Linked DNA regions of Homo sapiens: regions 2 and 3 are each linked to region 1. A link is an interaction called in ENCODE POLR2A ChIA-PET data of the cell type or tissue named here. Cell type or tissue: PC-9. All regions are shown on one strand. Each heading gives the region's core, and the rest is flanking DNA. Links, peaks and the distances in the headings are about the cores only.

Region 1 (7,977 bases), core at 1,059-6,058:
TCCTGTCAAGCTCTTCTAAGTGAAGTAGAAATTTGTTCATTTAAAAACAATCATTTACGTTCTAAAGCTGAGCAGAAATGAGTTCAGGTGTTGTTGTTTGTGTGTATGTGTGTGTATCTGTTTTTGGAGGGGGGTGTGTCACACTGAATAGACAGTTGAGAGCCTCCCGGACGTGCTTATGGCATAGACCTGACCAGCGTTTCTGTCTGGGCTGCAGAGGACATGAACAAGGGCCTGGAATTCTGTGTTCTTGCCTGGTGGTCTTGGATCCTCTGTGCAGATCTGTGTCTTTCTCACCATTCCAGGCCCAGCTACACGTCTCGGCTCTTCCACAAAGCAGCTTCAACTCTCAGATTTTTCTCTGGACTTTATAGCATTTAGTAACTGTGCCATTCATCAGCAATCAATCACGCATCGCCCTGTGCCATCTCTCTAAGCTTGTGTGAGAACACTGGGTTCTTGGTTAGACCGTGGCTCCCATGCCTGGCTGGTCCCTGCATGGCTAACTCTGGGATTTTATGTGGCAGGTTCAGTGAATATTAATTGATTGATTGATTGATGGCCCAGACCATTGATAGGATCGCAATGATAAGTTGCCTTGTTAATATCTGTCCGTAGCTTACCTGGGCTTGGCTTTCCAAACTACAAAGTAAGGATCTCCAGGCAACGTTAGCTTTGCTTATAGGGAAGCAGCATGTAGAGGGGGTAGCCGTATAGGCTTTGGAACGAGCAAATCTGGTTAAAGCCTCAGTCCACGGTCTTGTCATTTACGGTATGTGTGACCTCCAGGTTTCTCATCTGAACACTGGGAATAATAAAAGTTGATTCCTAGAGTGTCTTTGGAAGTGCACAGAGAGCCTCTACTCCCACTCCAGAGAGGGGACCCTCAGAGACAGGGCTGGAGGACAGTGAGCATGTTTTGCTGAAGGCCCCAGAAGCCTCTTTTGTGGTTGTGATTTCATTTAGAAGCCTGGTGCTGGTCCCTGAGACAGAGAAGTACTTTGAGCCATGCTGATACCAAATCTTCAAAACTAGACTTTATTTTCTCTGGCGTCTATTTAATGGACAGTCTTAACTTTGCATGAACCAGGAAGTTTGGCAATTTAACTTCCTTGTAATCTCGGGAGAAGGAGGTGTGGAATGAAAATGCCAGAGGGGACCGGGCGCGGTGGCTCACGCCTGTAATCCCAGCACTTTGGGAGGCTGAGGCGGGTGGCTCATGAGGTCAGGAGTTCGAGACCAGCCTGACCAACAGGGTGAAACCCCGTCTCTACTAAAAATACAAAAATTAGCCAGGCATGATGATGACGTGTGCCTGTAATCCCATCTACTCAGAAGGCTGAGGCAAGAGAATCACTTGAACCGGGGAAGGGGAGGTTGCAGTGAGCTGAGATCGCACCACTGCACTCCAGTCTGGGCAACACAGCAAGACTCCGTCTCAAAGAAAATGCCAGATAGGAGAGGCAGAAGAAAGGAAAACATCCCGTGGAAAGCCGGACGATAGGCATGCCAAGGAGCCTCTGATAGCAGCTGCTCGTAGGCATCCGCCCGTTGGGTGCTGGGGGCTTAGCAGGTGATGGAGCAGGCTGTCCCCCTGCCTGCTGGGTGGCTGCCAATGCAGATTTTAATTATTTCATTTGTGTAGTTTTGCTCTTGCTGAGTTTTAAACGTCAAAAGCAGCATATGTGTAAGCCTTTGCCTCCTATTTTGAGTATTAGGGCAGTGACATTTTCTTTAGCCTGGGGATTGCCATGCACAGTGTGGTGTTGGAGAACATTAATACTGGAGGAAGCCTTGAGTTCTACGCCATGTTCTGTTACAGGCTGCATCTGTCCCGGCACACATCATAGAGCCTTTCTTCCCGGGCCTCAGTTTCTCCTTTGATAAGGTGGAAGAAAGGACTAGATCTTTCTTGTAAGGCCCTTCTGGGACTTAACAACATTCCTGAATGGGCCCACCCTTGTTTCCCATTGATCCCCCGTGAGCCTCCTTTCTCTGGCCTCTAGGCAGTTGCTCCAGCCATGACAAGCAGGTGTCCACTGAGACCTCAAGATCTGATAAGCAGGGTTTGACACCAGGGAAGGGGCCTGGAATGAAAATTGTTTCCAAACACCCTTGTTTATGACTTCCAGAAATGGTTAAAGCTCTTCTAATCAGCCAGCACAGATAGGACCCCTGCCGTGAATGGAGCCACTGGGATGATGGTATTTGGCTACGAGGGCTCCAGAGCACAGGCCTGCCCTGGAGGCATTAGATCGTGACTCAGGAGCTGGAGCAGACATGGGCGAGAAGGACTGCTTCTCTGTTATAGGTTTTCCTAAACTGGAGCCATTTTAGTACAACCTTACTATTTAACACATTTAAGTTTTGTTTTTTTGTTTTTTAGTGAATTGATCTAAAAGCAGTAGTTCCTAACAGAGGAGGTGTTGGGGGTTGGGGTTTATCCCCCAGACAGCACTGGGCAATGTCTAGGGACATTTTTGGTTGTCCCAGTTGGGTGGTGGAGGGATGCTCTGGCATCTGGTGAGAAGAGGAGGCCAAAGATGCTTAGCATCCTGCAAGGCACAGGACAGGGTGATCAGCATCCTATAAGGCACAAGACAGCCTCCACCACAAAGAATGATCTGGCCCCAAATGCTAATAGGGCTGAGGTTGAGAAACTCCAATTTAAAGAATCATGATTTTGGCCAATCACGATGGCTCCCACCTGTAATCCCAGCACTTTGGGAGGCCGAGGTGGGTGGATCACCTGAGGTCGGGAGTTGGAGACTATCCTGGCCAACATGGTGAAAACCCATCTCTGCTAAAAATACAAAAATTAGCTGGGTGTGGTGGCAGGAGCCTGTAATCCCAGCTACTCAGGAGGCTGAGGGGAGAGAATCGCTTGAACGTGGAAAAAGAAAAAAAAAAAAAAAGAAATGTAACTTTAAAGTGAAATGTAGTGAATCAGTATCACTTCTCATAGATTCAAAGTAATTATACAAATAATGAGCACAATGAAATCAAAACAATGTTTATAAATTCTAGGTAGCTACAGTTGTCTGCCGAACCTTTGAGTTTGAGGGAGGTTATTGCTCTGTCTATAATGAAGGGAAATTGGCCAGGGAGAGATGGTACAGACCTAGCAGCACCAAATGGAGACTTTCTCCTGAAATGGAATCAGTAGGATTAAAAGAGAATTGAGAGGCAGGTGGATCACCTGAGGTCAGGAGTTCAAGAACAGCCTGGTCAACATGGTGAAACCCCGTCTTTATTAAAAATACTAAAATTAGCTGGGTGTAGTGGCACATGCCTATAATCCCAGCTACTCAGGAGGCTGAGGCAGGAGAATTGCTTGAACCGGGGAAGCAGAGGTTGCAGTGAGCCGAGATCGTGCCACTGCACTCCAGCCTGGGCAAACAGAGCGAGACTCCATCTCAAAAAAAAAAAAAAAAAGAGAATGGAAGAGGGAGTCGCTTTCTCCTTCGGTGATTACACACTGTTCTGTGCTGTCTGCCCACCCTCTAAAACCAACCCATGCACCCCCCCATGATGTTCCCCATCCCAAACTTTGGGAAGCACCGTCTTAGTGCCAGGGGCACAAGTATGAGCTGCCACGAAGTCAGTGCCTCCCTGCCCCTCTGGCTCTGTATGAGAGCTAATATTAGACCTAGATGGGAATCTTTTTTCTCTTTTTTCACAGGTAGTTATAATAATAATAGCCCCCTTTAGGCACAGGCTTTTTAATCTTCAAAGCGCTTTATAAACATGAGCTAATCTTCCTGCTCCCCAGTGAGGTCAGAAGTCCTGTCTTTTACTGGATGGTGCCACCAAGGCAAGAGAGATGAGTGAGTCACTGGCAGTCCTGGCTGGGAGTTAGGCGAGGTTAGGGTTGGGATTCAAGTTTACAGTTGCTGGACTCCTGGACATGTCCTTCACCGGGCCACACCTTTCTCTTGGCCAGCCCTGTCTTGGTATTTGTGCCAAACCTCAAATTCAGGCGGGTCTGGAGAGAGCAAGGGTGACATTTCTTTTCCCCTCCCCTCCTTGGGCTGCTCTTACAGAAGCTCCTAATGCTTTCCTTTTCTTTTTTTAAAAAATTTCCCCTACGGCAGGTAAACCCCCGCAAATCAGGGAGTTACTTTAAGAAAATATTCTCCTTGTGGACCCTGGGTCCCAGGATGGCGGTGGGAGCAAAGCTGAAGCAGTGTTTCTTTTCATGGGCTCTGTTTGAAGATGTCTGTGGCTGGCAGAGCCAGAGCTGTAAGGACCAAGGGTGTCTGGCGGTGAGCCGTGACCGCTTCGACAGGGACCACCAGGGTGCACGCAGCCTCTGGGTGCCTGTGGGCGCTGGGGCATTTCCTTTGAGCCCATCACACTTCTGAACTTGGCCAGGAGGGGAGCCAAGGGGAGGTGTTGGGAGAACCCATGCAGTGGGCTTGGGAGGCAGATGCTGCAAGGATGACAGCAGCCATTTCATACCATTTCCCAAGAGTTAAAAAAATAATAAAGTAAAATCCTCAGGATTCAAGCGACATTTAAATCGGTTCCTGGAACACCACGGGTCTCTGAGTCTTGTGGTTTCAGGGGAGCTGACCCCATTGGAAGTCTGTGGGGTCCTTCGGCACTGGGCTTTCACATGCTGTCTACTGCAGGATTTAATAAATCAAGGCAGAAAATGTCCTTAAAGCCGGAGCTTGAAAGATGGGCCTGAGTGTGTGTTTTTGTTTATGTTGGTTATGCCAGCGGTCCCCAACCTTTTTGGCACCAGGGACCAATTTCATGGCAGACAGTTTTTTTCATGGACCAGGGATGGGGTGGGGTGGGGTTGGGGAGATGGTTTCGGGATGATTCAAGCACATTATATTTATTGTGCACTTTATTTCTAGTATTATTATGTATTACATTTTAGTAGTATATAATTTATTACATACATTAGTATTATTACATATTACAATTATTTCACTATATATTACATATAATAGTGAAATAATTATACAATTCATTGTAATGTAAATCAGTGGGAGCCCTGAGCTTGTTTACTGCAACTAGATGGTCCTATGTGGGGACGATGAGAGACAGTGACAGATCATCACTGACAGGCATTAGGTTCTCATAAGGAGCACACAACCTAGATCCCTCACATGCATAGTTTACAATAGGGTTCTCGTGCCTATGAGAACCTGATGCTGTCACTGATCTGACAGGAAGCGGTCATGCCAGTGATGGGGAGTGGCTGTAAATACAGATGAAGCTTCACTCACTCCCCAACTGCCCACCTCCTATTGTACAGCCCAGCTCCTAGCAGGCCATGGGCAGTACCAGTCTGTGGCCCAAGAGGTAGGGACCCCTGGGTTATGCCACCAGTGTGGGTTGAGCCAATTTCCTGTGGCACCACTGTGTGCCTGCCATCAGCCATGGGACATTCTGAGTTGCTCTAAATCTTGTCCGTGGAGAAGTGGACACTCAGCTCACAGCCGTGCATTTTCCTAAAGACTTTGCTTTCTTTTCCTAGCTTGGGCTGCTATAACAAAATGACCATAGACCAGGCAGGTTAAGCAACCTTATGTCTCATGGTTCTGGAGGGTGGGAAGTCCAAGAATCAGAGTGCCAGCGTGGTCAGATTCTTGGTGAAGGCCCCCTTCTTGGTTTATAGATGACTTTCTTCTTGACTCACAAGGTCAGGGTTGGGGGTGAGGGAGTGGGGGAGCGAGAGGAAGCTCTCTCATATTTCTTCTTATAGGGGTACTGATCCCATCATGGGGACTTCATGACCTGATTATCTCCCAAAGGCCCTATCTCCAAACACCATCGCATTGGGGATTAAGGTTTCAATGTATGAATTTTGGGAGAGACACAAACATTCAGCCTGTAGCACCTTTCTATGGGATCTTGCTCAATCATAAGTACAATGATGGGGATGGCAGCCATGAAAAAGAATGAGTTCATGTCCTTTGCGGGACATGGATGAAGCTGGAAGCCATCATTCTCAGCAAACTAACACAGGAACAGAAAACCAAATGCTGCGTGTTCTCACTCATAAGTAGGAGTTTAACAATGAGAACACATGGACACGGGGAGGGGAACATCACACACTGGGGCCTGTGGGGGGGTGGGGGGCAAGAGGAGGGAGAGCATTAGGACAAATACCGAATGCATGTGGGGCTTAAAACCTAGATGACGGGTTGATAGGTGCAGCAAACCACCATGTCACATGTATACCTGTGTAACAAACCTACACGTTCTGCACATGTATCCCAGAACTTAAAGTAAAATTAAAAAGAAATAAGAATAAAAATAAAGCACTGGGGATGGATGGGGAGAAGAATGCAGAATCATTCAGTCAGATCCAAGAGCAGCAGCAGAGTCTAGGTCAGGTTCCTCCTGCATTTGTGGATGAACTTCTTTGCTTCCCGCTTGTAGGATGCGCAGGACTGTGAGACCTGGCAGGAGGGGCTCCAAGAGCCCCAGAGCCGGTGCAGCATTGGGAATCTAGGCTTCAGTTATCTCTAGTCCCCTGTTTTACCACAGGCAGCTCATTTGTCCCATAAAGGGCAAATCCGGTTGTTGGAACAGACTGCTGCGGGCTACCTGTCATCTCACCCTTTGTTCCTAAGGGATCTGGTTCCCCAGAAAACAGAAGTGTGGCCTCGTGGTGGCCTGGTATCCTCCTAATATTTCAATCATTTCTTCAGGCTTCCTCATTACCATGGTTTCTAACTAAACACAGGTAAATGATATGCAGATAGAATGGGGTGAGGACAAGGGACGGGGCTCAGACTGGAATAAAAATACCTCTCTCAGGGCACATTACCTGGCTGGTAGCCTCCTCCCTGCCCTTCTCCATGAAGTGCAGGCTCTTCCTGCCTTCCTCCTCTAGCGACTTCTGTGCTGACTTTCCCTGATCCCTCTTAACCCCTTACTCCCCAAATCACAAATAGAGATGAGGTCACTGAGGAGCACAGCCTCTCCAGTTTGTTTGTGCCTCCTCCTCACCTTGACTCTTTTCAGACAATTTCTGACATTGATTTTGCTCACACTCCCCGACCCCATCCCTCCCAAGCAGTTGCTGCTTAGTTCTTGCCCAAGTCTTGGGTTGTGATTCTCTCCCCAGCTGAGCCCAGAGAATTGTGGGTGCAACTGAGAATTGATATGAATCATTACTCCCTCTCTTCTCTCTGACCCTCTGTCTGTGATCCTCTATAAGGGCCTTTATTAGCTTTAAACTTATCTTGGGCACTGCCCTTTAATATTTTCCTTCCTTCTACAGAGAGGTCGGGATTTCTGGGAATCCTCTATCTTATATTAACCACTCACCTATTCCTTCTTCTTGGAAATCCAAGTCCAGCTTTTATGACCCTGTGGTTTGGTACCCTGCAAACCTCATCAGATCTAGTTGCCCTTCCTTGGTCCTTCTTCCCTGTGGTTGCTCAGCTCCTGATGGTTCAGTACTGACTACCCACAGGCTCCTGCAGATCCCACCTCCTGCTCTCTAAACAGGGATGAGCTTGGGCTCTTGGCCTCTGCTCTGAAGTCCAATCTCCTGCCGTGGTTTTGACCACACCCCTCATAAAAATCACTCCCAACCTTGCATCTGAGCCCTTGAGATTTCTCCAAGTGTCAGCTCTGTGTGGCCCCCTGTACGTTCACTTCAAGTCCATGATCCTTGAAGTCCAGCATACCCCTGTCCTCGTTTCCAGGCTGGGCTCTGCTCTAGGCTCCTGCCTTTCTCATTAGGGTAAAATAATGTGTCTGGATGTCAACATTAAACTCTGTTTTTATTCCTTTACCTTTTTGCTCTTACTCAGCTTGTCACCATGATTTAAATGCCTTACCTGTAACACTAGCTTTTAATTTATTATTATTATTATTTTGAGACAGAGTTTCACTGTGTTGCCCAGGCTGGAGTGCAGTGGCGTGATCTTGGCTCACTGCAACCTCCACCTCCCAGGTTCAAGCTATTTTCCTGCCTCAGCCTCCAGGTAGCTGGGATTATAG
Region 2 (7,977 bases), core at 2,040-7,039, 240 kb after region 1:
CAATCAAATTGCCTCTCTTTTAAATCTTAGCTGATATTAGCTTCTCTAGGTAAAAGAAACTTGATTACTAGGGGTAGACCCAGGAGAAGCTGAATGAAAGTTTAGAAAACCCCAATACCCTCTGAAAAAGAACTCTAAGAGGGAGAAAAATGCAGAAAAGGAGGAGTGTGGTTGTCAAGCAAACTTCTCCTTCCTGCTCTTCCCCCACATTTTGCCTAAGATCATTCCTGTCTGGGAAACAAACTGGCAATGACTTCTTACTTTTCTATCCTTCTACTCCCAGAGCCCGGCATCCCATAGTTGGTGCTGAGGTTGTGCTCCCTTCTAGGTTAAATAAGGAGGCCTAAGAACCCAAAGCACCATTCAAAAAGAAAGAACAAAAAAGCCACATGAGTTCTTAGTTCCAATTAAGCTTTACAAAGTATTATTTGGAATACAATCCTTTCTCAACCTGGGATCAGTGCTTAGACTGGATGTGGGGAAGTGAAGTGAATTGGGGGATGGAGGAAGTGGCCAGGCCTCTGAGGGCATCTGATCCTTCTTGCTGGATTAGTGCAGAATCCACGGGGTTATACATAGCATGCATCTAGCATACATTTCAATATGTCAGCCAATGTGGTCCTGCATCAGTCTCTTGGGGTGTTAAAAATACAAATCTGGTCCCCCAGCCCAGACCTGCCTTTTCAGAATCTCTGAGAGAGGGCCCTGGGAATCTGTGTTTTAACGAGTACTCCAGGTCATCCAAGTAGACACGTCTCACTGTGAATGAGTAGAAGAGCTAAATGCAGACCCACTGTGGCTCTCTCAGAGCTCAGGCAGCATCTATTGTGCCCTCCTGAGAAGACGTTTAACCAAGAGGAGGTTGATGGTGATTTCTGAGTTAAGCAGCCTTAGGAGTGGTTAACACTTAAAATCAAACCTTGAAATTTATTTTCAATTCAATTTATTCTTCCAAGAGCCTACTAATTTTTCCTAAAAAGGATTAGTGTTAATAGAGAAAAAAAGTTAATATTCAAATATGAGGAACCACCTTTCCAAGACATAGGAGGTTAGAAGATGGTTTTGAAAAAGTGACAGGAAAATGAAAATTTTGAGAAAATGTTCTTTTTAAAGTGCTTGTCAGCTGGACATGGTGGCTCACGCCTGTAATCCCAGCACTTTGGGAGTCTGAGGCGGGCCGATCGCAAGGTCAAGAGATCAAGACCACCCTGGCCAACATGGTGAAACCCCATCTCTTCTAAAAATACAAAAGTTAGCTGGGCGTGGTGGCACTCGCCTGTAGTCCCAGCTACTTGGGAGGGTGAGACAGGAGAATCGCTTGAACGTGGGAGGCGGAGGTTGCAGTGAGCCAAGATCTCTGCACTCTAGTCTGGCGACAGAGCGAGACTCCGTCTCAAAGAAAAAAACAAGAGTGCTTGTCTATGTGTCTATGTGAAAGTCCTTTGTTGACAGGAAAAAGTTGAGTGCGTCTCTCTAAATAGGCTTATGCAAATTTCTATGCATTTGTTATCTGCATATGTGCATAGATAATACATTTATTCATTCCCATCCTTCTAAGAGCTCAGACTTAAAGACATAACTTTGTCTGAGAGGGAACTTGGCATGAATTGGCAACACTCTGGACATATAAGTCTCCATTTATAACTGAAGGTTGGATTGGGCTTAGAACTGTTGGGGGAAAGGCTGAACAGGAGATGGTCCAATGTTTATTAAAAAAGGACATCTCAGATAGGTTTTGGTTTATCAAAGGGAAGCATTAAAATGAGTATCGTTTTTCTAAAGTTAATCTGTCCTTTTATACCTAAAAATATAATTTTTTCTTGAATCAAGAAGAAACAACTTCAGCTCTGTTCTTGGTCTTAAGAAAATCTGCTGCACACATTTTATAAATGTCGAGTTAATTAGCACTGAGTTAGTGATGTCATAATGAATTATTTCTCATCAAAGCAGATGGGTCAAGAACAACTTCCTAGGACAAACAGTTTTCTAAAGCAAACATGTTAACAAAGTAGTTTCCTATAACATTCTTTGCCTCAAGTTTTCAAAACAGCAATATGGAGCCAAAATGTTAGAAACCTCAAAGTTGCTTTGTGAATTGTATATGTTTTCCTATTGATTGTTTTCATTTCATTTTTTATCATAGTTACCCTAGTTCTCTGACTTTTTTTGAAGTATAATAACATATCTATGGAAAAGTGCACAAATCATAGGTGAGCAGTTTGATGAATTTTATAAACTGAATATACCTGTGTAATCAGCGCCTGGATCAAGAAACAGAACATTAGGAAAAGTCTCTGTCTCCTCCTGATCTCTTTCAGCTACTCCTCCTCCTTCCCCAAAAAGGGAAGCCCCTGTCTTAACTTTGAACACCATAAATTTATTTGGCTTATTTTTGAATTTTATGTAAATGAAATCACATAGTATGTATGGTTTTGTGTCAGGTTTCTTCTTCTCAACATTCAGTCTGACTGTTGCATAAAGTCCCAGGTTATTTATTCACAGTTTGGTAAAATATTTCATGGCATGGAAATACCACAATTTATTTTTTTATTCTACTGGAGGTAGATATTTGGGTAGTGTCCAGTATGGGCTATTATGACTAGAACATACATACAGTTTAAAATCTTTTTTAAGCCATCTGACAAAGCTTGTGAGATGAATACAGTTTTGAATTGCTAAAATCCTATTGATTTTTTGACATATGATGCTAAAAAACCCCACAAATTCCCAAATTGTAAACATGTCATTGTGCTAGGTGTTCTGATAGAAAACACAAATTGTCTAAAACTGACAATTTGTTTTTGACAATAAATGAATTCAGTAAAGCTTGCAGAATGTTGCAGGAAACAAAATCAACATGCAAAAATCTGTAGCATTTCCATATGCCAACACATATCAATCTGAAAAAGAAATTTAAAAAATAACCCCATTTAAAATAGTGAAAAATAAAATAAAATACCTAGGAATAAACTTAACTAAAGAAGCAAAAGATCTCTACCATGAAAAATATTCATGCAAGAAATTGAAGAGGACACCAAAAAATGGAAAGATATTCCATGTTCATGGATTGGAAGAATCAATATTGTTAAAATGTCCATACTACCCAAAACAATCTATAGATTAAATGCAAACCCTATCAAAATGCCAATGACGTTCTTCACTGAAATGGAAAGAATAATTCTAAAATATATATGGAACCATGAAAGACCCAGAACAGCCAAAGCCATCCTGACCAAAAAGAAGAAAACTGGAGGAATCACATTACTTGACTTCAAATTATACTACAGAGTTATTGTAACCAAAATGGCATGGCACTGGCATAAGAATGGAGACATCGACCAATGGAACAGAATAGAGAACCCAGAAATAAATTCATTCATCTACAGAGAACTCATTTTCAACAAAGGTACCAGGAACATGTATTTGGGAAAGGACAGTCTCTTCAATAAATGATACTAGGAAAATTAGACATCCATATTCAGAGGAATGAGACTAGACCCCTATCTCTCACCATATACAAAAAAAAAAAAAAAGGGATTACAGACTGAAATCTAAGACTTCAAACTTGCATGAAAGTACTATAAGAAAACATTGAGGAAACCCTCCAGGAATTTGGTCTGGTTAAAGATTTATTGAATAGTATCCCCAAAGCACAGGCAACCAAAGCAAAAATGGACAAATGGGATCACATCAAGTTAAGAGGCATCTGCATGGCAAGGAAAACAATCAACCAAGTGAAGAGACAACCCACAGAAAGAGAGGAAATATTTGCAAACCATCCGACAAAAGATTAATAACCAGGAAATATAAGGAGCTCAAACAATAGGAAAATATCTAACACTCTGATTAAAAAATGAGCAAAAGATCTGAATAGATGTTTCTCAAGACATACAGGTGGCAAACAGGTCTATGAAAAGGTGCTGAACATCATTGATTATCAGAGAAATGCAAATCAAAATTACAATGAGATATCATCTTAACCCAGCTAAAATGGCTCTTATCCAAAAGACTGGCAATAACAAACGCTGGTAAGGATATGGAGAAAAGGGAACCCTTCTACATTGTTAGTGGGAATGTAAATTAGTACAACCACTATGGAGAACATTATGGAAGTTCCTCAAAAAACTAAAAATAAAACTGCTGTATGTTCTAGCAATCCCACTGCTAGGTATATACTCCTAAATAAAAGAAATCAGTATATCAAAGAGGTATCTGCACTCCCACCTTTATTGCAGCACTATTCACAATAGCCAAGATTTGGAAGCAACTTAAGAGTCCGTCAACAGACAAATGGATAAAGAAAATATGGTGCATATACACAATGGAGTGCTATTCAGCCATAAAAAAGAATGAGATCCTGACATTTACAACAACATGGATAGAATTAGAGGACATTATGTTACATGAAATAAGCCAGGCACAGAAAGACAAACTTCACATGTTCTCACTCATTTATGGGAGCTAAAAATTAAAACAATTGAACTCATGGAAATAGTAGAATGATGGTTACCAGAAGCCAGGAAGGGTAGTGGGTGGGGTGGGGAGTAGGGGTGGTTAATGGGTACAAAAATATAGTTGGATAGAATAAATAAGATCTAGTATTTGATAGCATATCAGGGTGATTACAGTCAACAATAATTTATTGTCCATTTTAAAATAATTAAAAGAGTATAATTGGATTGTTTGTAACACAAAGAAATGATAAAAGCTTGAGGGGATGGATACTCCATTTACCCTGATGGGATTATTATGCATTCATTGTATGCCTGTATCAAAATATCTCACATATCCATAAATAAATACACTACCATATACCCATAAAGTTTTTTTTTTTAAAATAAATAAAACCATGTCTGTCTGCCACTATAAAAAAGAAAAAAAAAAAAAAGAAATTGTCCCTGATCTCCTGACATTATCATATAAAATAGGCCAGAGCATTAGCCTGAGAAAGTAAGTACATGGAGGATGTGAAGGTACTGAACGAGCATGGCACAATGACATAACAAGCGTGGCACAATGACATAACATATTGAAATGTTCATACTTTGCGCTTTGAAGTTTTTATGTAGAATTATTAATGTAACCTGTATTATTAGTGCCTGTGTTTCATGTGCACTTGGCCTGATTTACACAGAGAGCCTAGTACTGCTGGGCCCTGCGAGAATTGAGGGCTGAGCCTGGAAAGTCTTATCAGCTGGCCTTTCCATCTCTCCCATCTCTTGGGGGCCAAATTGTCTCTTATTTTCTGCTTTTCTCAATCTATCTGCTTCCCAATCCCTTTTCCAAATTGCTCTGCTGCATTTCCTTGTAGTTTCTGCTACTCTATAACGTTGTGTACGTGACTTTGGTTGGCCCCACGCTGAGCCAGGAGGGCACTCTGCTTTCTCACCTCATTACTGTACTCCACCAGCTGATTAGCAACAAATCTTTATCTGCATTTTCTAATCCTTAAATGCCCAGGGGTGGAATCTGCTGGGTTCAGCTCATCTTTTGTTCACTTGGTGAATTGAATTGCTTGCCTGAGGGTCGGGGGCGATCTACTTAGCTATCATTTGTGTGGTGGGCACAGACTACCTGACTGTCTAGTGCAGGGGGCTGTGGGTGAAGATTCTTCCGAAAGGGAGAGTAGGTGGACTTGTACTTGGATGTCTAGTAAGGCTCCATGTTTTCCCAACTGCCCTTGAATTTCTCAGAAACACTTGGAAAATAAGCTCTATCCTGCTCCATGTTATTTTGGTTGGGTTTTGCCCTGAAGGAAAGATTCCCTGCACATGGTCCTAAGGAATGTCAAGTACATTCTTTAGACACTCATTTAGTAGGCAGTGTTACATAAATGCAGGACCAAAAAATGTTTAATGCCTTGATATTTGCCTCCACACTTTAACACATTTAGGTTTGCAATATCTGCACAACTGTGACAGATATTGCAAAAATATTGCGAAGACTACTTATTAGCGTGGTTTAGAAAAGTTACCTGTATCAGATGGGCTGGGAAGCTGGGACTGGATAAGCTTTAAGGTCACTGCTGACCTGGGAATTCTGTGAACCCAAGAATGAAGCTGGAGCCCTCCAATTCTGTCTGTGGCCAGGGATGAAGAAGGCCCTTCTTTCACTTGTTGTATGGAGATAGCTTCCTTAGCATTCATCACTGTCATCATTAATTTTGATATTGAAGTTCACCAATTCATTCACTCATTTTACAGTTTTATCCAAATGCTACATTTTCCTCCACGCAGCCCAGAAACAACGAGCACTGTCCTGCACCACAGGGATGGTGAGCACAACAGGTTGGGGCAGTGAACCTGCAAGCTGTTGCAGAGCCCTGTTTAAACTGGGACCAGGGAAATGAATGCAGGTGCCCAGGGGCCCCGCTCTAAAATGATGGTACTTTTTAAAGAGTAGCAAACACATTCTTGATTCTAACTGGCTTGGGTAGGTCCTTGGCTTTTTTATGGGGAAGGTATTCTGTGATTAAGAACACTTTTTCGGCCGGGCGCGGTGGCTCACACCTGTAATCCCAGCACTTTGGGAGGCTGAGGTGGGCAGACCACAAGGTCGATAGATGGAGACCATCCTAGCCAACGTGGTGAAACCCCGTCTCTACTAAAAATACAAAAATTAGCTGGGCATGGTGGTGCACACCTGTAGTCCTAGCTACTCAGGAGGCTGAGGCCGGAGAATCGCTTGAACCCAGGAGGCAGACGTTGCAGTGAGCCAAGATCGTGTCACTGCACTCTAGCCTGGACAACAAAGCGAGACTCCGTCTCCAAAAAAAAAAAAAAAAAAAAAAGAACACTTTTTCTTAACAGAAGATGTCTGTACTTTAAAGCACTGTTTTCCCAAATCTATGCTCCTCTCTCTTCCTATTGGCTCTGATGACTGCTTTTTCAAAAAGTTATATACGTACATGTATATATGTATATTCACATACATGTCTATATACACATACATACATATATGTAGGCATATAATTAAATGGATGGCATATATACAATACTTATATACACGTGTGTGTGTGTGTGTGTGTGTATGCAGCCATGCATCGCTTAACAACAGGGATACATTCTGAGAAATGCATCATTAGGAGATTTTTGCCATGGGAACTTCATAGACTACTTATACAAACCTAGATGGTGTAGCCTACCACACACCTAGGCTATAGGATATGGCCTATTGCTCCTAGGCTACAAATCTGTACAGCATGTTGCTGTATTGAATACTGTAGGCAATTGTAACACGATGGTATTTGTGTATCTAAACACAGAAAAGGTACAGTAAAAAATACAGTATTATAATCTTATGGGACCTCCATCATTTATGTGGTCTGTCCTTGACTGAATGTTGCTATTCCAGGCATGACTGCATACATAATTTTATTAAAAAGCAAAGTGGTCACAGAGCCAATATGACTTGCCATCCCTATGAATCCCTAGAATGTTGGAGCTGAAGACACCTCTTTGTTTCTATAAAGAGAAACATAGAGAGTGAAGATGATTTGCTCAAGTTGGAAGAACAAGTGAGTAAGAGGACTGAGGGCTAGAACTCTGGTGTCCTCTTCCCAGGCCAGTGTACTCTCCCCTGCTTTCCCCCCTGGCTGCTTCCCCTCTGCAGTGAGGCAGGGAGGGCTGAGTTAACAGGGAACAATTGCCACGCTCCCCCCAGGTGGGATGTGTGCAGGAGGGGGCCTGGTGAGGCCGTGTCTGGGACTCTTCTTACCCTTGGGAGGAGCAGGTGATTCTGAGAGGACCGACCAGCTAACATGCCCAGGTGCCCATGATGAGCACGCCGTGTTTTAATCCAAGGAGAGAGGCATTTCTATCCCCTGCGTATTTTCAGTGCCTGTCTCAGTGCATGGGACAAAGCAGAGTTCCAAGAACGTTTGCAGAACCAACTTTCTTGTTTAATTGACTTTCAAATGTAAATAACTGTGGGACCGGGCTTGTGTTTTAAACCTTCACTTGCCATCTATCCTGCGGC
Region 3 (7,977 bases), core at 2,040-7,039, 93 kb after region 1:
GATCCTGCAAGCTCAGATTTTTTTTTTTAAAAAAAGATTGTAATTATCAAGGATTTCATTCATTAAGAATTCAGAATAATTTCACCCTGTCTTAGGTTCACCTTTATTTTTTTTGTGATAAAACAGTTTGTCCAGGGAACTAACGATGTAAACAATATTTAATGGAGAGGGGGAGGTTTTTGGTCTACTCAAGCAAACAAGCTCTTCAAGCCCTTAGAAACATCTACTTGGAAACAATTAGCGTGTTAATTAGGGTGGATTCTTATCAGATCCCACAGAACCTCTTCTTGGCCACGCTCTCTCAGCCGAGGTACTGCGTACTTGGAAATCAAACAGACATCCCTCTCTTCCATAGCTTTCTGTAGCTAAGGGTTTTACCAATTCACACCAGCCCTCCTCACTGAGTTTGACCTCCGGAGCATGTGGAGGTGGGGTTTGATGGTTGTCATGAGGGTCCCCAGGAGGCCTTTCCCCAAGTACAAGATGAACATGAACGCGCATGTGACGTGAGTCATGCCTGAATGACTCCAGGTAGTTTTCCCAACACAATATTTTGCAGTCATATTTCTTGTCTTTCTAATTGGAGGGGCAAAGAAGTGGACTGGTGAATGGCAAATTGCAAGCTGGAAAATATGTGGGCATTTCAGAGGAGGTGCTAACAGCCACATGGCGCCACTTTAGTGGGGCCAGTTTCTGCTTCAAGGCCATGGTCTCTTGGTACACTGTGCACACATTAGATTCTTGATGATGGGAAAGCATTGAGATTCAGGACATCTACATTCCAGCTTGTGTTCTGTTAATAATAAACTGTATGACTTCAGATACGTTGCTATGACCATGGATTAGTTAGGGTTTATAGCATATTGAGTTCAACAAGAATGATATATTGGGGGAAATTAGATGCTTTCAAAGAGTAAGCACTAAATGAATGAGGTTTTACTTGACTTTATCATCTGGTTAACAGAGTAAATGTGAGCTGGTAAATGGTCTTGTTCGACAGATTCCCAGAGGGCTAAACAACCATACCCAAGGTATCAATCAAAGGCTCATTTCAAATCGTAGTTGTGCTATCAGCCTTCATCCTGGTCTAAATCTGTATCGGTGACTTGCCCAAAGATCTGGAAAGGCCAAAGATGCCACTGGGCTAGGAGCGAAGCTGATACGATGGATGTAACATCAGGATCCCTGATAATCTCTGCAGACCCAAATGCCCAGCCAAACCCAGCAAGAGGGAAGACTTTCAACAACTGTTGTTCAGTTTCATGTGGTTTCAAATTCAGAAGCACAAGAACTAGATTAGAGAGCCCTCCGTTGGCAGCAGTTCACAAGAAAGAAATCTGGAAGTTTTAGTTGACCACAAGCATAATACGATCCAACAGTGTGACTGTTGCTAAAAATGCTAAAATATATGTAGGCTGTCTTCATAGACATGTGGTGTCCAGATCCAGGGAGGTGATGTTGCTGGGTCTTCTGGCATGAGCAGGCCATGTCTAGAGGGTAGGTTTAGTCCTCCTGAGCATCACGTTTGGGGAGAACAAGCATGACCCCTGGGGGCATGTCATGGAGGAGCAGTTGGAGACATTGAAGTGGATTAACTGGTCTGGTGGAGACCAGCTGGATGCTCAGCATTGCATATTCTCTTCCTGGGCATGCTGGAAGTCGGCATTCCCCAGCCTCTCCTGGGGTTAGCTCGGACCATTGGACTAGCTTCTGGCTGATGGAATATGGGCAGAGCCGGTCCACTCTGTTTCCAGTGATGCTTCATGCTGCCCTTTTCCTGAGAGTCTGACAGGACAAGATGGATGGAACGGGGCACCTTGAATCATTTGGAATCCCACTTGGAAGGCTCCCTCCCAAATAGCCACTTAGACTGAGACAAGAATGAAAAAATAAACCTTTATTGTGTGAAACCACTGGGATTTTGTCATGGCAGCTGGCAGGAATGACTCTCATACAGTGGTGGAAAAGAAAACCCAAGGAAGATGGATAGTTAAGTACTAATTATATAAACTAATTATATATGTGGCAGACTTTTTTTTTTTTTTTGAGACAGAGTCTTGCTCTGTTGCCCAGGCTGGAGTGCAGTGGTGTGACCTCGGCTCACTGCAAGCTCCGCCTCCTGGGTTCATGCCATTCTCCTCTCTCAGCCTCCCGAGTAGCTGAGACTACAGGCACTCGCCACCACGCCCGGCTAATTTTTTTGTATTTTTGGTAGAGACGAGGTTTCACGGTGTTAGCCAGGATGGTCTCGATCTCCTGACTTGTGATCCACCCATCTTGGCCTCCCAAAGTGCTGGGATTACAGGCGTGAGCCACCGTGCCCAGCTAATCCACTGAGATACTGCCTTGGTCTCACAACTACTGGGCACTAAAGAGAGTAGAATGGTGATTTTATCCTCCTGGAAAGATTATTGGGAAAATGGCTACTACTGGGCAGTTATAACCCCTCCCTAAACACCCCCTCCAGTGATAGTTTTTGGTTTTGTTTTCAATGGTCTAATCAGACCTCCCTCACTTGCTAGTTATATGACCTTGAGCAAGTTACTTGGCTGCTCTGTGCCTCAGTTTCCCTATATATGAAAAGGTTATAATACCAGCACCTGCTTCGTGGAGTCTTTGTGATGATTAAATGAGTTTATCATACAACATACAACAGTGTCAATATGTGTTCATTTTTTTTTTTTTTGGATTTTTGTTTTTCTCTGCTTAAGGGGCTGTCCTCAAGAAACTTGTCACTTAGGTCTTTGGAAGGTGAGCTGCCGCACTGTCCAAGCTCCCCACAACTGGGGCAGAAATAAGATTTTTTTTTTCTTTTTTCCGTAGATGATGAATTCCTAGTTTGGCCTGAACTTCCATGCCTAGTTTAGGGTGGGGGGTGTATGTGACTGCAGGGATTCTTGCAGGGAAGAGTGGTGGCAGGAAGAGGCTAGATGTTCATATGGAGAGGTGGAGCCAGGGGAGGACCCAGTGAGAGAGGTGGTATCTGACCCTGGGGAGGGACCAACACTGAAGCTGGTGTTATGGAAACTGAAGATGGAGGCTGTGATCTGGAACACAGCAACCAGACCTTCCTGTCTGTTCCAGGGGCCACGGGAACCCCGGGGTTTGGAGAGAATGTCCGTAAACGGCACTCTTAAAAGAGGCTGGGGATTATCTGGCATGGGGCAGATCAGTCCACAGTTACAGGGAGACTGTTGTTGAGGAGCCCCGTGTTCCCTCCATCTCTGCTTTGTAATTGCTGTGTGCCATTGGAAGGGCCACTTAACCCCTCTGCATTTTGCCTTTTCCATCTGTAAAATGGGAATAACAATATCTACTCTGTCATCTTCAAGGAATGAAAACAAGCAGGGCTGTGGAAGTGGAAGATTTTTCATACTTCTCAATCAGTCACAGAGAACTACCCAAATGTCAGCGTCTTTAGCTCCGTTTTGGCTAAGAAGGAACTTTCTAACCTCTAAAATAGGAGTGAGGTGTTTCACGAGGCAAAAGGCACCTGGGAATCAGATGTGAGGCCAAGAATGCAGGAGAAATGGTCTTACACAAGTGAAGATGGAACTAGACACATGCCAAGGGGACTGTTTTCAGGCAATAGCTCCCGAAAGAGGTCATGGTTCTGGGAGGACAATGCCCATGCAGCTCTGTAGCTGTTGGATTTTCCCAGCCTTCACCTGAAGGTGGAATTGAGACACCCTCCAGCAACCAGTGGGGTGGCCCAGGGGGATGGGGGAGAGGAAAGCCTGACACCTGAGCATCTCACTCAATAATTCAGGGCTGGTTAGAGCCCAGTGAGGTGTTTCACACTCTGCAAAGGCAGATAATGAAGCATTCTTCCAAAATGAGAGAATGTGCCTTTTCTTTTCTTCCCGCCTCTTTCCTAATAAAATCATTAAACCAGGATTTCCAGAGGCCTGCCACCCCACCCACCTTGGCTGTTTCTGTGGGGAGGGAAGGGTACTTGAGTTTTGGTAGGGGTGGGGAAGCTGAGCTAGGAAGGGGGCTTGGCTGGTGACAGAAGGAGAGCAGTCCTACTGAGAAGGGTGTTGGGGTCTCAGAGGGCAGGGGGAGGGGGCCTGCTGATTTCTCACCACCCCAGATGACATATGACTTAGCACGTCCCCAGGTCTCCAGGGCTGCAGCCGGCGCTGTGCTTTCCACATGTGTTTAGTATTATCGGTGTTTTTACAATAATAACTGTGGTCTTGAAAGGGACTAAAATTAATTAAAATGCCTGGCTGGAGAGAACCTCCTTGGGGTAAGTGCAGGGGGTATGGGCGGTCATCTTGTCCATCCCCCTGTCTCTGGTTGGGTCTGGACCCCTGTTGGCCCAATCAGCTGGTCTTAGAAGATGCCAGTGTGGGAGCATCTGCAGTCTTAGAGGTTAAAATTCTTTTAGGGAAATGTTTCTTGGTATTTAAACTACAGTAAGAAAGGAAGAGCAAACACTTAGATGTTGTGTTTGCAATTTGCAGAACCGCACTGAGAAAGCCCCCACTGGTTGTATTTATCAAACTCTGCTGCGTGCCCTCATCCAAAGACCCCTGTCTGAGAGCATCCCTTGGTTCAGAGAGGAACAATTTGGCTCTTGATTTAGGGCAGGGTTTCTCAAGCTCATTGCAGCACTGTTGACGTTTGGAGCTGAATCACTCTTTGTGGGCAGGGGTTGTTCTGTGCACTGTAGGATGTTTAGCCATGCCCTTGACCTCTACCCACTAGATGCCAGTAGCATTCCCAGCCTCACAAGTGTAAAAACTAAAAATGTCCTCAGACGTTGCCAAATACCCCTGGGGAACCAAATCGCCTCCAGTTGAGAACCACTGATTTAGGGCAAGGCTCTCTGGCATCTCAACCACCTCCCCCCATTCCCACCCCCCCTACTCCCCTACTCCAGGGAAGCAGTGCTCATCCAGGTTGTCATGACATGCAAATGTGTCACCATCACGCAGGAGAACAAGTGACGGGTTATGAATAACACCCTGAGGTTTGGGAGTGATTCACTTTTTAAAAACAAATCAGAGCAGGTACTAACATAGCAACATCCCTTTCACTCCCTCGCAGTCCAAGATGATTTTCCGAGTGGCCAGAGTTGCCCATTGCTCCTAGCCTGTCTCATGGAGGTCACAGCCAGGATGAGGTTAGCTGCTTTTGCTAATCAGCTGTGAGTAGTCTGGCGATGACATGTTATTGCCATGTTTTATTGCCTCATCACATTTGGGTTTGTCTGTGGGATCATGCTGCACACAGATCACGTTGCTGTTCTCGAAGTTCACTTGGAGGAGAACTGGACATCCAAGACTCTGTTGGCCCTGTTGGCCTCATCTCCTTTTCCTCTCTCATCTCTCAACACTGTGCTCTATTCAGTTGCTTCTTCATGGACCTCCAATACAAGTCTTCCTTCCTACACTGCCTGGAGCCCTTTCCCGGCTCCTCTGAATATGGCTGGCTCCTCCTCCTCATGTCTCAGCTCACACATGCCCTTCTCAGAGGCTGGGTGCACCTGACATCTAGCGAACCCGGCCCTCTTCTAGTAGTGAGTCAGCCTCTGTCCAGGGGCTCTGTTCTTTTCCCATAGCATGTGTCACTACCGACACTCGTGCTGGTGTGTATGTCCCCCGCATACCAGTTGGGTTTCCAGGAAGCCAATGCAGAGATGGAGTTATGGGTTTATTGGGGGAATAAGCAACCTATGAGGGAAAAGAGGAGGGAGCTGGATTGGGCAGGGGGAACCATCAGAACGTGAAGGCAACCTGGGCAGTCTCCAGGAGCTTTGGAGCAGAGACTGCCCATTGGAGAAGTCCCATGTGGGTAGAAATGGGTTGGCCCTTGTGCCACCACCTTGCATAGTCATTAGCTAGGGCTGCCTCAAGAACAGCATGACCTCAGCCTGAAAACTGACGAGGACCTCGAAGACACCAGTGCAGTGGCTGTCAGCCAGTCAAGCTCCTCTCAGTCAGGCAGCAAGTCCTTTTTGAAGGATCTGAGCCATGCATCTCCATGTCTACCCTTCCGGGGTGGAATGGACACTCCCTGAGAGCAGGAACCCTGTAGATCTTGCTTATGCCTGATCCCATTCCCTACAGCAGAGCCTGGTGCATGGTAGGAGATCAAACCTGAGCTGATTTTAGTTTTCAGAGAGTAATTTGGTTGCCCTGGTTGCCCTAAACTCAGATTTCTGAGTTTACAAACTCAGAAATAGAAATATTGTAGGCTGAGTGTGGTGGCTCACACCTGTAATCCCAGCAGTTTGGGAGGCCGAGGCGGTCGGATCACAAGGTCAAGAGATCGAGACTATCCTGGCCAACATGGTGAAACCCCGTCTCTACTAAAAATACAACAATTAGCTGGGCATGGTAGCGTGTGCCTGTAGTCCCAGCTACTTGGGAGGCTGAGGCAGGAGAATCGCTTGAACCCGGGAGGCGGAGGTTGCAGTGAGCCAAGATCGCGCCACTGCACTTCAGCCTGGTGACAGAGTGAGATTCCGTCAAAAAAAAAAAAAAAAAAAGAAAAGGAAAAGAAATATTTTAGAAAGACAAACATGTGCTGCAGGGGGAAATGGCAGAGAAACACTGCTGCAAGGTATCTCAAACCATGGTTCACCCTGCAGTACTTCCAAGGTTTTGAAAGCTAAAAAAAAAAATCATGATGTTGGGGCATCCTGTAACTTGCCTCTTGTAGGGTTAGAAGATGTTAGCTGGGTGACATCTCTCCAGCCAGGTGAGAAGGGGGGAACAGAAGCTCGGGGGATCTCAGAGGAAAAGGAAAACAGAACTATCTGGTGGGTCAAAGGCGCATACCAGGGGGCCGTGGGTGCCTGTCAAACCGGAATGGTTATCTGGTCTGGCAGAGCCCAGCATCTTGGGTGGCCAAACAAACCTCAGATACAGTGTTCCCAGAGATGGGGGGTTGGAGGATATTATGCTTTCCCTTTAGCCTGTCTCTTGCCTCAGTATCTACCTCTGCCAGAGGATCTGAACTGGGATGGGCTTGTCACCTTGGCTGCTGTCCTTTGATGGGGCAGGTCAAAGTCCAAGACTCCAAGAGAACAGGTCTGGCTGTGCAGAAGCCTGCATGGGTGCAGTAGGCAGGGGGGTAGAGGAGTCTTCTGGGTGACAGAGATACCCACGGGGCAGGTGCCCAGCAGCCTTGCAGTGAGGAGGGGAGGGAGCAAACTCTATGCACTGTGTGGAGAGGGAGCGGGTGGCAGAGATCTGTCTCAGGGAGGTGCCTGACTCAGAGAGCCAGCATGAACCTCAGTTTACAAACTCAGAAATGCAAGAAATAGAACTCATATTATCTGATAACTCAATTGCAGTGGGGCATTTCAGATCCTTCCTACCCTTTTCATGGGTGTTGCCTCTAAGTTCAGGGAACAGGGAAGGCTAACAATGCTCTGGCAATTACGGAGTGGGACAGTGTGCTCTCTACATCACATGTCTGCACTGGGCTCATCTGAGACCTCCAACAGGCTGCTATGGGTTCCTCAGCCGTTCATTCACCCTGGGCACTGCCGAGTAGTCTTTTGATCCCAACCAGAGGACATGCCTGTCTACTTATTCAGAGCACCCTGGTAGTACCCCTGACTCAGTACCTGGCATATCATCTCAGTACTCAGCAGTACCCCTGACTCAGTACCTGGCATATCATCTCAGTACTCAGTAGTACCCCTGACTCAGTACTTGGCATATCATCTCACTCTCTGCTTTGAGCCTGGCTCCCTTTGCTCCCCCAACACGGAATCTCTCAGCTTTTATCTAAGGGCCGCTTCACTAGACCTCAGCACATGTTCTTCCAAATCTGTTGTATTTGCAATACCTTTCAAAAACCTTCTTTGAAACTCAAAAACCAGGGTGTATTATGCTATTTCTTTGATTTGGGGGTGTTATCCACACTCTAATGCAGCAAATTCAATAGGGCCTCACTAACTAGACGAGGAAAGACCAAGCAGTGCAAGGAAATATTGTGCTGGGGGAGACAGAGGTG

What was found. Peaks named below come from ENCODE experiments on the same cell type or tissue, not always from the same donor. Only the 100,000 strongest peaks of a DNase experiment are listed, where the experiment ranks them.
Region 2: POLR2A ChIA-PET joins it to region 1 with 28 read pairs; 2 of 35 experiments call an interaction of 5 or more read pairs at or near these places.
Region 3: POLR2A ChIA-PET joins it to region 1 with 21 read pairs; 4 of 35 experiments call an interaction of 5 or more read pairs at or near these places.

Annotation. Positions count from the first base shown.
Region 1 is chr17:72,452,109-72,460,085 of GRCh38, reverse strand. All of the region lies in intron 1 of LINC00673 (long intergenic non-protein coding RNA 673), which reads left to right. Among named protein-coding and RNA genes, the nearest start is that of LINC02003, 110 kb to the right of the region's middle. In PC-9, for the core only: no CTCF peak of the experiment used is centred there; DNase peaks (open chromatin) are centred at 1,095 and 3,865; H3K27ac peaks cover 3,701 bases.
Region 2 is chr17:72,209,647-72,217,623 of GRCh38, reverse strand. No RefSeq gene overlaps it. Among named protein-coding and RNA genes, the nearest start is that of SOX9, 93 kb to the right of the region's middle. In PC-9, for the core only: no CTCF peak of the experiment used is centred there; no DNase peak of the experiment used is centred there.
Region 3 is chr17:72,359,624-72,367,600 of GRCh38, reverse strand. No RefSeq gene overlaps it. Among named protein-coding and RNA genes, the nearest start is that of LINC02003, 21 kb to the right of the region's middle. In PC-9, for the core only: no CTCF peak of the experiment used is centred there; a DNase peak (open chromatin) is centred at 4,770; H3K27ac peaks cover 1,709 bases.